Linked DNA regions of Homo sapiens: region 1 is linked to region 2. Evidence: chromatin loops called from intact Hi-C (ENCODE). Cell type or tissue: PC-9. All regions are shown on one strand. Each heading gives the region's core, and the rest is flanking DNA. Links, peaks and the distances in the headings are about the cores only.

Region 1 (7,895 bases), core at 1,913-6,912, 490 kb before region 2:
TGAGGTCAGGAGTTCGAGACCAGCCTGACCAACATGGAGAAACCCCGTCTCTACTAAAAATGCAAAATTAGCCAGGCGTGGTGGCTGGCTGTAGTGGAACTTCTCGGGAGGCTGAGGTGGGAGGATCACCCCAGGAGCCCAGGAGCCCAGGATCCCAGGAGGTTGAGGCTGCAGTGAGCCATGATTATGCCATTGCACTTCAGCCTAGGCAACAGAGTGAGACCCTGTCTCAAAAAGAAAAAAAAAAGAATTTTCTACTTGTTTAGGGATCTCTCAGGATCCCTAACATGTAAGAAATATTTAGGAAACCAGGCTCTGACTTACTGCCACCACGTATTTTGCATCCCTAATATTTAGTAACAGGGCGTGAAGCAGTTGACTTTTATATGTAATCTGGGCGCTTCCTCTTACATAACACCAGAAACTTCTCGTTCTCTCCAACTTTTTTTTCCGTTTGTAAGACATTTCTTTCCCATGGTAGGACAGTGACAGTTGACAATGCTTTTTTTCCAGATCTTCCATTCTTCTTTTTCTAGCTTTGTCTTAGAATTAAAATGAACAGTTTCAAAAATAAACTTGATTTTCTTTAAAAGAAAGAAAACAAAACAAACAAAAACCCTTAGTTTGGAACACAACCCATGGTTGGAAGTGAACCACCTGCTCTCTCCCACAGCCATGGATAATTCAGTGTTACCCATGGGATTATGCTGGCCAAGGATTTCAAAATGCTCATATTTCAAGCACTTACTATCTTATACTATATAACACTGAAAAATACTAGTTAGCATATTAATTCATGTAGTAGCCCCAACTTTCTGTCAGTTTGTGACATCTTACAGGGTGTTTTTAATAAGCAATAGGTTTACAATGAAAGTTGTGATGGTCAGGATGTTAATATAGCATTAAGGAAGCAAATGTGTATTAAACTTTATTAGCAGCTCCTGGGCATTTCCTGTAGTGAAGCTTTACAGACTAAGACACATTTCTGATGTAATCACAAGGCAAGCTGATTCAATTTTGGCTCTGCCAGCGGTGACAATTTCTTAGTATACTATTGTTTAAAGTATGCCCTACTTTTTAAAGTTTATAGATATAAAAGCAGGAAAATGGCTGAAAGAGGGATCCCAAAGATTGTGTTTTCCATTTTCCCATAGCACTTCAGCAGCCATTGACATGCCTGAGGACATCCATCATCACTCCATCTGAAATTTCTCCTTTTCCTCCCTTTATTGCCGGAAGATCACTGAGCAACCCTAATCACACAGCAGTCTAAGTGATCAAACTTTTATGTACTGCAGCGAATTTCTTACCATTCCAATTGCTCACAAATTTATTGAAATATCAAGTAAAAAGGCAACAATAGGCCAGGTGCAGTGGCTCCTACCTGTAATCCCAGCACTTTGGGAGGCCGAGACGGGTGGATCACCTGAACTCAGGAGTTCAAGACCAGCCTGGCCAACATGGTGAAACCCCGTCTCTACTAAAAATACAAAAAAAAAAAAATTAGCTGAGCGTGGTGGTACATGCCTGTAGTCCCAGCTATTCGGGAGGCTGAGGCAGGAGAATCCCTTGAACCCGGGAGGCGGAGGTTGCAGTGAGCCGAGATCGCATCACTGCACTCCAGCCTGGGTGACAAGAGCGAGACTCCGTCTCAAAATAAATAAAGGCAACAATAGCAGATGACTGCAATCCTGAGTGTGCGCCTGGGTGAGGAGACTCAAAGACGCTCGGCATGTCGGAGGAGAGATGCGTTCAACCTGAATTGTTCCCGTGACCCTGAGAAAGTGACTTCTCATTCTCTGCTTTATTTTCATTTGTAAACAAATAAAAAGCAAGCAAACAAAAAGCAACCATTGTCATTAAATGTCTACACAGTGCTTTTGTTAAATATTTACACCTGCTTTGAGTGTCATCTGGTCACTAAGATTTGCTATTATGTGACAACTCTCATTTAGGTTCCCTGAACCAGTTAAATTAAGGAAATTAAGGAATTCTTTTTTTTTTCTTTCTTTCTTTTTTTTTCTGAGACAGAGTCTTGCTCTGTCACCCAGGCTGGAGTGCAGTTGCGTGATCTCAGTTCACTGCAACCTCCGCCTCCCCAGTTCAAGCAATTCTGCCTCAGCCTCCTGAGTAGCTAGGATTACAGGTGTGCTCCACCAGACCCAGCTAATTTTTGTATTTTTAGTAGAGACAGGGTTTCACCATGTTGGCCAGGCTGATCCCGAACTCCTGACCTCGTAATCCACCTGCCTTGGCCTCCCAAAGTGTTGGGATTACAGGCCTGAGCCACTGCACCTGGCCCATTAAAGAATTCTTGATGGTTACAACAGTAGCCACTGATTTCTTATGTTAGTTACTTGAACTCTTTGGCCTTCAATAGTAAGTTAGTTAGTTAGTTAGTTAGTTTGTTTGTTTATTTTGAGACGGAGTCTTGCTCTGTCGCCCAGGCTGGAGTGCAGTTGCTCGATCTCAGCTGACTGCAACCTCCGTCTCCCAGGTTCATGCGATTCTCCTGCTTCAGCCTCCTGAGCAGGTGGGATTACAGGCGTACACCATCACACTGGCTAATTTTTGTATTTTTAGTAGAGATGAGGTTTCACCATGTTGGCCAGGCTGATCTCAAACTCCTGACCTCAAGTGATCTGCCTACCTCGGCCTCCCAAAGTGCTGGGATTACAGGCGTGAGCCACCGCGCCTGGCCAAATAGTTTAAAAATAAAAAATAAACAACAAAGAATCTCACTGAAGCTTGAGATTGAAGCTCAGTCTGAAGCCCCAGGCAAGCTGTTCCAACTTTAGAGAAAATGTGGACAGGGTTTTCATGCCTCTTTAATTTCCTGCACACAAGGCGGGAAGGTCAGTGCTTGGTGTTACTGACCTCTTTAGGAATGACTGGATTCAGGAAGGCAGTGGCATCATGTGACATAAAGGTGTGGTTTTACCTCAGAACCATCTTTTCTGGGGTGTGAAGAGTTAATCAGCATTAACTCTGAGCCTTCGCTTTTCTGCCCCTTGAGACTCTGCTTGTTTTTTTTAAAACCTTTAACCCTATCCTCTTGGCAGAAAAGGGGACCTGGCTGTGAACTCTGTAGCTGGGCTGATCCCTAAAGCTCCTCTGGGTCTGACATTATGTAAGAAATGTAAATGCTCTGACTCATCCAGATAGGACTTTCCAGCAAAGCCTGGCCTGGCGCCAGCACCTTTTCAAAAAGGGAGCACCCTTCGCACTGTGGCTCAGTCAGGCCTCGGGCGGCAGCGTCCCGCCGAACGCGGAGTTCCAAATCCGCTCTCAGTAAGACTGATCTTGATTCCCCCTTGTCTTTTGAAATATTTATCAACATGCGAAAGCCTCTGAGGATCCTGATAAAATGACCTTTACTGGCAGAGGGAACAGAGCCCCAGGCTAGGCAGAAGCAGCCAAGTCAGCAGTCCACTCCACGGTGGTGAACGTTTGGAATTTAGGCAGCTCCAGGCAGCCTCTAAACCTGTGCCTACTTCCCTTGGAAAACAGAATTGAAACTGCTTCTCCACGCCCACTTCGGCCCTCAGTGCTGACATTCTGGAAAGAGCTCTAGCTGCGATAACCGTCCCACCCCACAGACATAAAATGGCACTTGGCAGAAATTGACACGCAAGAGCCTCCCCTTGAGAGCGCCTTCTCTTCCCTCCTCTCCAGACGCTGTGCCTGGCCCGCTCCTGCTTCCCCTTCTGCTCGGCAGGGTGCACTCCTCATTAGTCCTAGTTGTACTTTTCACTCTTCCCGGGCCCTGGCACTCTCTTCATGCCCGGCCACACCCCGCTTTTCCCAGCACTGTCCCTCCATGCCAGAATCTCCCCGAAGTTCTGCTCCCGGGCTGTCACTGGGAAGAGAGGTCACCGACACCCGAGTGGGCTTTTCAAGGATAAAGGGCTAGTAGGGAAGTCACCGCTAGAGGGTGACATAATTACACACAAACGCATTCCTGGTCCTGCGAGGCCACAGCCAGCTGTGGGCCTGAAGGCATGAAACAGGTATCAGGATATCTACCCTGCAGTACACACACTCACACAGGCACAAACACACACCACCCTCTGTCTCTCACATACACTCACTCTCACACACACACACCCTCCCCCACACACTCTCACACACACACTTTCTCACACACTCACACACACACTCTCACACACACTCTCTCACCCCCACACACTCACACACACTCACCCCACACACTCTCACACTCACTCTCACACACACTCACCCTACACTCTCTCACACACTCTCACCTCCCACACACTCACCCCACACACTCTCACACACCCCCACACACTCTCACACTATCACACACTCACCCTACACACACCCCTCACACACTCACACACACTCACCCCCCACACACTCTCACACCCCCCACAAACACCCACACACACTCTCACACACCCCCACACACTCTCACACACTCTCACACACTCTCTCACACACTCACCCTACACACTCACACACCCCTCACACACTGTCTCACACACACTCACCCCCCCACACACACCCCACACACTCTCACACACACACACACACACTCTCACCCCCCCCCACACACACACTCTGACCTATTTTGGCTAGCAAACCAACCAGAGCCTTCGAGTGTCTTCCATGATCACCATGCCTCACCGTGACCAGATCCTGCTCACAGTATGGTCAATATGACACTCACTGTTAACTCTTTTTTTTCCCCAAGCCAAAGGTACTTTATGAGGAGTTGTTCAAATACATAATGGGACAGCAGTACTCCTAACAAGCAAAACATACCACACATTTACATGGCGCTTTAAAGATCTCAAAACATATTTGCACATCTTTTTTTCCTTTTATTTTCAGTTGACATGTAAAAATTGTACACATTTATAGAGCACAGAGTGCTATTTCTATCCATGTATGCTATGTGTAATGGATCCAATCAGGGTAATCAGCATATCCATCACCTCGAAAACCATTTCTTTGTGTTGGGAACACTGAAAATCCTCTCTTCTAGCTTTTTGAACAAATAAAATAAATTGTTAACTATATTCGCCCTACGGTGCTTTAGAACACTAGAACTTATTCCTCCTGTCTAGTTGTAATTTTACATCCATTAACCAACCTACTCCTGCCCTCCCCTCCCTGCTGCACTTCCCAGCCTCCTTCTTTCAGACAGGGTCTCCCTCTGTTACCCAGGCTAGAGTGCAGTGGTGTGATCATACCTCACTGCAGCCTCGACCTCCTGGGCTCAAGCAATCCTCCCATCTTAGCCTCCAGAGTAGCTGGGATCCCTGGTGCGCACCACAATGCCAGGCTAATTTTTGTATTTTTGTAGAGATGGGGGTCTCCACATGTTGCCCAGGCTGGTCTCGAACTCCTGACCTCAAGTGATCCACCCGCCTTGGCTTCCCAAAGTGCTGGGATTACAGACGTGAGCCACAGTGCCTCACCCCTACTTCTGTTTCTATGAGCTCAGTTGTTTTTAGCTCCCACACATGAGTGAGAACATGTGGCATTTATCTGTCTGTGTCATGGACCTCTCTTTACGTGGCATCATAGAGTAACTGCATCCTAGCAAGGCGGACTGCTAAACTTATACTGTTAACACAGCAAAGCATGGTGGCTGGGATATGGGCTCTAGATCCAGATCACAGAATTCAAATTCCAGTTCGGCCAGCTGTTTGGTCTTGAGCCAGTCCCTTCTCTGGGCTGTACTTTCTTCATCTGTAAAATGGAGATAGTAATGAACCCTCTTCATAGGCTGTAAAATGAGCTGTTGTCACAATTAGGGAAGTTCATAAATGTAAAGACCTTAAAAGAAGGCCTACTGCTCAATCAATGCTCTGTAAACATTAGGCTGTTTTCATTACGGTCTGTCACCATACTAGGAGGTTACACACATTACCCCAGTCAACCCTCACAAAACTCCCAAGATTTGGAAATCACTAGTTCCATTTCATAGATGAGATAATGGAGCCTCTTAGTGGTTAAATAATTTGTCCAAAGTCATAGAGCTAATAAGTGACAGAGTCAAGATTTTATCCTAGAATTCATCTGACTGTAAAACCTAAGTTCTTTCCACCATACCACTGGAGAAAATTTCAACCTTTGTATCAGAGGAGCTCATGATCTAAACGACAGAAGATGGAGGGGGGCGGGGGACTATAGTTTTGTCCTACAGGATTTTAATTTTGCCAAAAAAGAGAGAGCTTTTAAGAAGTATAATTTAACAAAAGTTTTAAAGAAGGAAAAAAAAGGTGGGTACTAGGAGGTTCTACCAGCGATTCTCAGTTCTGTGATCCCCAGTTCCCAGGTGATGCTGACAGCAATGTGAGAAACGCAAATTCTCAGGCCTCTCCCCAGATGTCCTGCATCAGGAAGCCCTCAAGTTTATTCTGATGCCTAGTCAAGCTTCAGAATCACCACGCTAAGCAAAAGAAAGAGTAACAGTTGGGCCAGGCGTAATGACTCACGCCTATAATCCCAGCACTTTGGGAGGCTGAGACGGGTGGGTCACCTGAGGTCAGGAGTTCAAGACCAGCCCGGCCAACATAGTGAAACCCCATCTCTACTAATAATACAAAAGTCAGCCAGGCGTGGTGGCAGGTGCCTGTAATCCCAGCTACTCGGGAGGCTGAGGCAGGAGAATCGCTTGAACCCGGGAGGAGGAGGTTGCCGTGAGCCGAGATCACGCCACTGCACTCCAGCCTGGGCGACAAGGTAAGACTCTGTCTCAGAAAAAAGAAAGAGTAAGAGTTGGTAGTGAAACCATAGGTCCAAGGCCACAGGACGGATGGATGTCTGGCAGAAGAGGAGTTCTGGACTATTTCTTTGCGCATGAATGGAACATGCTACCCTTCCTGACTTACAGAGGAGAAGATAAGATGCAAACACATGGCTGGCTCTACCTGAAAGATCATTCTCTTATGCGCCTACGCTTTTGTTATGTTTCCAGTCCTTGAACCTGTACATTTCTTTTTCTTTTTGAGACAGAGTCTCGCTCTGTCACCCAGGCTGGAGTGCAGTGGAGTGATCTCGCTCACTGCAACCTCCACATCCCAGGTTCAAGCTATTCTCCTGCCTCAGCCTCCCGAGTAGCTGAGATTACAGGCACCCACCACTACGCCTGGCTAATTTTTTGTATTTTTAGTAGAGACGGGGTTTCACCAAGTTAGCCAGGCTGGTCTCGAATTCCTGACCTTGTGATTCGCCTGCCTCGACCTGCCAAAGTGCTGGGATTACAGGCATGAGCCACTGCGCCCAGCTTCGAACCTGCACATTTCTTTAAAACAGGAAGTACAGTTTTAAAAAAGTGTCACTGTCAGTAAATGTACATCTGTATAATTCTGAGGCACATCTGTAAGGGTTTTTTTTTTTCTTTTTCAAAGTGCATCTTTATACAAGAAAAAAACAAAAACAGCATTTACTAGGTCCCTACTATGTGCCGGGCATGCACTAGGCCCTTCCTTTCTCGTGGATGTTTTCTTAACGCATCTCACCACAGCTCCGTGAACGACAATCACTTTCGTTTTATAGATGAGGAAATTGAAGCTCAAAGAATTGAGTGACTTTGCCATAGGTCAGGCAACAGACTACAGTGGGAGGGCAAGGATTCAAACACACAGCTTCAGACTCCAAGTATGGTGTGAACGCAGCTCACGGGAATGGGAACAGAAAGCACGGGCACGTAGGGGAGAGTCACACGTGGACGCCACAGGCAGGACACCCTGAACTTCCCTCTTTTTCCATCCTTGTCTGGTTCTATTGTTAGAGAGAAGAATGGGGCAAATGAGGAGAGAGCTGACTAAAACAAATTTTTTTTTTGAGGCAATCTCGGTTGTAAAAACAGTTGCAAAGTCCAGACCATGAATTAAAATTTTCTGACTTCAGATACTGAATTT
Region 2 (7,895 bases), core at 1,464-6,463:
AGAGATAGAGACACAGATAGAGATAGAGATAGAGATAGAGATAGAGACACAGATAGAGATAGAGATAGAGATAGAGATAGAGACACAGATAGAGATAGAGATAGAGATAGAGATAGAGACACAGATAGAGATAGAGATAGAGATAGAGATAGAGATAGAGACACAGATAGAGATAGAGATAGAGATAGAGATAGAGACACAGATAGAGATAGAGATATAGAGATAGAGATAGAGATAGATAGATAGAGATAGAGATAGATAGAGATAGAGATAGAGATAGATAGAGATAGAGATAGAGATAGAGATAGAGACACAGATAGAGATAGAGATAGAGATAGAGATAGAGATAGATAGAGACACAGATAGAGATAGAGATAGAGATAGAGATAGAGATAGAGATAGAGACACAGATAGAGATAGAGATAGAGATAGAGATAGAGATAGAGATAGATAGAGATAGAGACACAGATAGAGATAGAGATAGAGATAGAGATAGAGATAGAGATAGATAGAGATAGAGATAGATAGAGATAGAGATAGAGATAGATAGAGATAGAGATAGAGATAGAGATAGAGACACAGATAGAGATAGAGATAGAGATAGAGATAGATAGAGATAGAGATAGAGATAGAGATAGAGATAGAGATCATCAGCCTTTGTTTCATTTGCCACTGTATCCCCAGTGCTCAGAAGGGTTCTCAGCAGGTACTCCCAAAACCGTGTTGAATGAAGAGATCAATCAATACATCTTTCTCTTCTTTCACAATCTCGTCACAAAAGATGCCTATCTCTTTCTGAGGCTATGTAATTCCATCAACCTAAATCCTTTTCTCCTCTCTACCAACATGAATTGTTTCTTCTTCTCCCCATCTTTCTTTGTGGCTAGTCCTCAACCTACCAATCAAACAAGAGTCATGGTCGTCTATGCACATCATAATTAGCGAAGTCAGAAATGATGAATTCCAGTCCCAAAACTAATACCAAGTAGTTGTATAGGCCTTCAGCATGTCACTATATTCTCTCTGCACAGGGAGGAATTGCAGCGTTATGATCAAGAACGCAAGTTTGCGGGTTTGAATCGATCGGGCACTAGGTCATGTAACCTCAGTCTCTCTAAGTTTTAACTCCCCATCTGTAAAATGTTACAACAATTCTTATTTCTTAGAAGGTTACTCTAAGAATTAACTGGGAAAATGAAAGTATACAAACCCTCCATGGTACAAGACTCAGGTTAGATATTATCATACATATTCTTTAAATTACGGAAAGACTGGATGATCTCTAAAAATGCCCTCTAGTTCTAAGAATGTATTACTAACTCTTAGTATGCTGAAGAAGTCAGAACTGGGCTGGGACTGCAAGCAGAGGGTGCACGTCAAACAACAGCATCCTAGCTCTAGTGCCTAGTGCCAAAACATCCTAGAGCAAGGGCAGGTCCTCACCTTGTGCTAGATGCTGATCTCCTGAGCACCTCCGAAAAAAAGAACCACTTCCTCTTACTATTACTAAGATATAGATTATATTCCTTACCTATAATAAACAGAATTCCAAAACACAATTTCCTGGAGAAGGGGAAAAACCTGTACTACTTTGAAGCAGTAAGGTGTACATTATTTTGGCTTATTGATACAATCAGCTCTGCTCTGCACATTGAGAATTCATCCTGAAAATACATTTAATGGTAGGTCCCTAGTATAGCATCACAATTTTGGAACAAGAAAAGAACTTTAATTCTTGAGAATACTGTAAATGATATATCAAAAGTCCCAGTGTTACTAGTGAGAGTAGCCTCAAGTGCCAGTCAAAAGTGGTATGCTAATAAGCAGTTCACAAAATTCTCAATTATAAAAGCAAAACAACAATAATTATCTTGTCTAACCCATGCCATTACTATGAAGAGCAAATAAAACAATAAAGATCAAATCAAATCAAAGTGCTATAAACTGTAAGGTGTTTCGAAATTTTTTAACCCACTGAATTTAAATTTCCCTCCATGGCTGGACACAGTGGCTCCTGCCTATAATTCTTGTGCTTTGGGGGCTGAGGCAGGAGGACTGCTTGAAGCCAGGAGTTCAAGAACATCCTGGGCAACATAGTGAGACCCTGTCTCTACAAAAAATACAAATTAAAAAATCAGCCAGGAGAGGTGGCCTGCATCTGTAGTCCTAGCTACTCAAGATGCTGAAGTGGGAGGATCACCTGAGCCCAGAAGTTCAAGGTTACAGTGAGCTATGATCAAGGCACTGCACTACAGCCTGAATGACAAAGTGAAACCTTGTCGCAAAAAAAAAATAATAAATTAATAAAAAAATGTCCCTCCATATTCAGATGAGAACAGAATTAAACACCTAGTCATAAAAACCTTAGGAAGTTGTTATTATCATTATCCTCATTTTATAGATGAGGAAATGGAGGCTTAAAGAAGTAAAGTAACTCCTGAATGGATGCGGTGGCTCACACCTGTAATCCCAGCACTTTGGGTGGCTGAGGAGGACAGATCACCTGAGGTCGGGAGTTCGAGACCAGCCTGACCAACAGGGAGAAACCCCATCTCTACTAAAAATACAGAATTAGCCAGGTGTGGTGGCACATGCCTATAATCCCAGCTACTCGGGAGGCTGTGGCAGGAGAATCGCTTGAACCCAGGAGGCGAGGTTGTGGTGAGCCAAGATTGTGCTATTGCACTCCAGCCTGGGCAACAAGAGCAAAACTCCATCTCACACACACACACACACACACACACACACACACACACACACACACACACACACACACAAAGAAGAAGTAAAGTAACTCCTCTAAGGTCACACAACTAGTAAAGGTAGAGGGCTGGTTTTCAAGCCTATGTCTGACACCAAAGACCATGCTTTTAACCACTATATTACTAAATCCAGACCACCTCTGTGAAAGTCATCAGATTAAAAGAGATGGTTACAAAACGGGAGCGATTCCATATATACTGTACCTTGTATAACACCAGAGGGCCTTAGTCCATGTACCCTGAATAGGGAAAAAAAAAACAAAAAAAACAAAACAAAACAAAAAACAAACAGATCTTTTCACATGTAACTGTTTTCCTTAAAGGATTTTTAAAATTTTTTAAACTCCAGGCTAGGCACAGTGGCTCACGCCTGTAATCCGAGCACTTTGGGAGGCAGAGGCAGGAGGATTGCTTGAGCTCAGGAGTCCCAGACCAGCCTAGGCAACACAGTGAGACTCTGTCTCTGCAAAAAGTTTTAAAAATTAGCCAGGTGTGGTGGCACATGCCTATAAGTCTTGGCTACTCAGGAGGCTGAGGCAGGAGAAGCGTTTGATCCCAGGAGTTCCAGGCTGCAATGAGCTATTAATATAATCATGCCACTGCACTCCAGCTTGGGTGACAGAGTAAGATTCTATCTCTAAAAATAAAAATGAAAGAAAAACTCCATGCTCCATGTTCTTTTTTCATATATACTTAATTTAGTAATCCGAGTGTTAGATCGAAGTCTGGGATAGCTGCAGAAAAGATGAAATCAACTAAGAGCAAATTATAGAAACACATGAAAACTTTCAAAGAGCTGGTATAAACTGCCTTTTACTGGGCTCTAACACTGGCAAGTTACATTGGAAAAGGTGACTCTTGTCAAGTGCCACCAGAGTAATTTTTTAAGCAATGCTAATAAATAGACATATTACATTCTTAAAATCATCCCAAATTCCAAAGAAAGTTAGCTTTCATTCTTTTATCTTTTATGATGAGATGGTTCTATTTGCGCAGTGGCCCTAGTAACTTACAGAAATAATCACTGAGACTCAGCTACTCCTGCAATGGCTAAAAACTAAAAACCATTCATGAATGACAATAAATACAATCTATTCTCTATGGTACAAGAAACCAATCACAAGCCCATCTGGGTGAGACCTGGCTAATAAGAATATTATTTGAGGGGGGTACAAAGAGAAGCATGGATTGCCAAGGGGGAAAAGTCATTTATTAGACTGTGACAAGCTTTTAAATGTTTGCATTATCATTAACCAACTGCTTGGTTCTCTGGTTTGTACACCTGCCACCTCCATCCAAAGCTATTACAGTAGCAAACTTGGAAGTGCGGCTGACCTCTAGAACACTGGCACCCTCTTCTGACCCTTTTGCTGTATTGCATGCACTCAAGCTACTGAAGTGAAAAACGATTAATAAAGCTATTACATTTTAAAATAACTTAAAGAGTGTAATTGGATTGTTTGTAACTCAAAGGATACACGATTGAGGGGATGGATACCGCCATTCTCCATAATTTATTTTCACATTGTATGCCTGTATTAAATATCTCACATACCCCATAAATATATATACCTACTATGCACCCACAAAAAATTTTTAAAATAAAGCTATAAATGAATAACTTTGCAGGTAACATTATCTAGATGATTTCATATTTATAATTCCCTGAATAAACCTAAGTTTAGCTTAATAAAAGTAAGAAAATGCAGATCATCTAAATACTATGTTCTCTTAACATCTCAACAGTATATGCATTAGTTGATTTTATTAGAAGAATTATAAAATGATAACAATGACGAATGTACAAAGACTTTACTATGTGCCAGACACTGGCAGTAAATAAACGAGTTTAATTCTAACAACAAACTTATGAGTTAAGCACTACTATTCTCTTCACCTTACAGACGTGAAAAGTGAAGTGTAAGGAAGTTGAATACGTTCCCAGGATCACGCGACTCATAGTAAGTGGTAAAGATGGAAGTCCAAACTCAGTAAACATGACTCTAGAGCCAAAGCCTTAGCCACTACTGCATCTCATGATTTTATACCCAAATATCTCTGTGAGGTAGAATGGAGCTGACATCATAACAAAATGAAACATAACTAAAATAGAAAAAGTGTAAGTTATAAGAAAAATGACAAACATGTCAGCTAAAATCTCCCATTTTTAACAAAGCCCCAAATTGTACAGATAAAAATATTACATGAAACAGTTTAGGTTCCTTCTTCATTCTTCCTTATTGGAAGATTCTTGTCTTCTAAGACTATGAGGTTTTTATTCTTTCTTTTCCTCCTCATTCCTTTTTTCCACCAAATTATGTTCTTATTTTTCTTTAAAGAAAAAAAGCTAATCTACATCATATGCTTTATGTTTCTTCTATAAAGCAAAACTACTTATCTATTCTTAAATTATCTATTTCACTGCAACCTTTAAAAAATATTTATATTAAGACAGTAAATCCACATGGTATCATCAACTCTTTCTCTTCGATCATTGAAAGTAAGATAGATAAGAATCGATCTGGGATTATTTAGCAAATACACTAAATATCTATCTGAAGTCATATACCTATCTGAAGATGGTGGATACCTAACTGAAGTCATAGCCAATAGTCTAGATCATCTTCCAAGATTTTGAAAAACACTGCCCGGGCATGGTGGCTCATGCCTGTAATCCCAGCACTTTGGGAGGCAGAGGCGGGCGGATCAAGAGGTCAGGAGTTCGAGACCAGCCTGGCCAATATGGTGAAACCCCATCTCCACTAAAAATACAAAAATTAGCCAGGCTTGGTGGCATGCGCCTATAATCCCAGCTACTCAGGAGGCTGAGGCAGGAGAATCACCTGAATCCAGGAGGCGGAGGTAGTGGTGAGCCAAGATCACGCCAAGCCAAGATCACACCACTGCACTCCAGCCTGGGCAACAGAGCGAGAGGCCATCTCAAAAAAAAAAAAAAAATTCTAAAAACACTAACTTTATTTTCAAACAGGATATGAAGACACATTGTCTAATAATCTGTGGTTTAAAATTAGACTATCTAGAACTTTAACAGATTCCAGTTTCCTATATACAGTTATTCATAATATCACAACTTAAAGACACTTAAATGTACTCCAAACACAGTGTAACCAAGCTCATTGTCATTCATGACTAGAAAATTCACCAGGGGTTGAACTGAAGCTTCTAAATCAATGATTTCTCTTTTACAATTATCCTTTTATTTTTAATACTGTCAGAGTATACTTTGAAGTACAGACTTGGCAAAAGTTTAAAGAATTAAAAACATAAACTGCACCTGTTTTAACTTGTTAGATCTAAGAACAACTGAAATAAGATGGTTACATTTTAGCACAGTGACTGATCACGCTGCTGAAGAATTAATCATAACATTACTCATATTTCCCAATTCTAAACATAACAAAAACAGCACAGGTAACGCTTATGAAAAGGTGCCAAGAAACCAACTCCCCACAAATCCCAGAATTGTTTCTACCTCAGTCTGCAGGATGGCAGCCCTCTGCTCCTTAGCAGTCAAGGACTCCTTCAACACTTCAATGTGCTGTTTACTATCTGAGAACTGGTTTGTGAGTGTTTCTAGCTTTGTCTGCAGGGCGAGTAGTTCTGTGTCCTTTCTGGACAGCTCCTGTTTCACCTGGCCAATCTAGAAAAGAAGTAAAACACTTTAAGGAAAAAAGAAATAAAACAAACACCTCTTATCTGTATCTTTCACAGATCTGAGTCACAAAATATGAAACTAAATGCAGCACGAACTGTGTGATAGGTCATATTCATCTTTTTGCATGACATAACCTTGGATCTCCCCAACCCTGAGCCAAAAAAAACCACTAAACTTATTCAACCAATAGGGAAATGTCCAGTTTTCATTTATTGTGTCTTCTAAATATTCTTTGAAACCTCTTAGAAAGGGAATGGAGGGAAAGGAAATTCCAATTCAATTAGATGACTATGAGACAGCAGTAAGCAACTGAACACCACTGTACTGATGAAATGGTTTTCATTTTTCTAGGTGAGACCTCTTCAGAACATGATGGATCAAATGCAGGATGAGTGCAGATATAACAAAAAAGGTTTTAGAAACCTCCTAGTACTATTTAAAATTCAAAATCTGCTGCTGTTGTGCTAATTTTTCACTGTTATCTTTTTCATTCTCAAAAGTTTGCATAAAATTCTTATCTTAAAAAGCCACTTTTAATGTTATACATAACATGGTTTTGTAAAATCCTATAATTTGATGTTATGTGTATTGATTAATTTCTCTCTTAACATTGAAAGTATTTTCTTTCTAACACCTTCTTTACATTCCTGTTTTCTAAGAATTTTAAAAATAGTTTTTTACCCTAAATGGAAGCCATGTAAACAGAAATTACATCTCCTTTTAAATTATGTCTACCACCTAACAAGGAACTAAAAAAGATACTAATTATTGGAAGTATACATTTGACAAGTCAGTAATTTCGGTGTCACTGATGAAACAAAAAGTTATCTTTTCATTTTCAAAAACTTGAATGTATCTAAAGTATTGTAATTGTAATAATCTTAGGTATAAGGGATAAAGCTTTTGAGAACAATTTCCCATGAAGAAATAAATTTCACATTAATTAAAATTAGACCTTTGAGGAACACCAAAAATAAATTTCCAATTTAGCCTTCTGTTTCAAAAAAGATTAAGTATTTTTCTCATATGCATAAAATCTCTTTTTAGAGATATAGTTATTCATTCATTCAACAAATATTTCTGTATGCTTATTGTATACAAAGTACCTGAGGATACTAAAAACATCAGTGGAAGATAATTTTAAACGGTGGCTATATTCATCCTGCAAAATAGTATGTACCCAAGAGTTAGCACACACTGTAACAACGTGGAGTCTTTTATGATATCCCTTCACCAATAAAAACAACCCATTAACACTATTCCATTCCCTAACACACTGATTGTAACAAAAACACATTTGTTGTATGAATGAATATTTTGGGGGATGTTCAAAGTGTTACCATTTTCTCAGCTAAAGAACTATGACTAAGATTATTCAAATTTCCAGCTACCTCCAATCACGTGGTCAAAAATAAATATAAAAATCTGTTTCGTCATCATCTGCATTATTAAGTAAG

What was found. Peaks named below come from ENCODE experiments on the same cell type or tissue, not always from the same donor. Only the 100,000 strongest peaks of a DNase experiment are listed, where the experiment ranks them.
Region 1: a loop joins it to region 2, with 8 times the contacts of the local background. A loop is called at or near these places in 24 of 110 quality-filtered maps.

The regions. Positions count from the first base shown.
Region 1 is chr12:1,601,443-1,609,337 of GRCh38, reverse strand. No RefSeq gene overlaps it. Among named protein-coding and RNA genes, the nearest start is that of FBXL14, 11 kb to the right of the region's middle. RefSeq lists enhancers at 2,966-3,485, 3,636-3,715, 3,836-3,895, 3,486-4,007. In PC-9, for the core only: CTCF peaks have their summits at 3,675 and 3,878; DNase peaks (open chromatin) are centred at 3,167 and 3,957; H3K4me3 peaks cover 1,770 bases; H3K27ac peaks cover 2,002 bases.
Region 2 is chr12:1,114,394-1,122,288 of GRCh38, reverse strand. It overlaps ERC1 (ELKS/RAB6-interacting/CAST family member 1), which reads right to left. Exons shown (of 19, transcript NM_178040.4): 7 at 6,256-6,423. It overlaps LOC124902857 (a long non-coding RNA gene), which reads left to right. Exons shown (of 3, transcript XR_007063157.1): 2 at 4,667-4,723; 3 at 6,790-6,875. Among named protein-coding and RNA genes, the nearest start is that of ERC1, 130 kb to the right of the region's middle. RefSeq lists an enhancer at 5,690-6,889. In PC-9, for the core only: CTCF peaks have their summits at 3,920 and 4,139 (motif pointing left); DNase peaks (open chromatin) are centred at 4,088, 6,288 and 6,378; H3K4me3 peaks cover 740 bases; H3K27ac peaks cover 1,742 bases.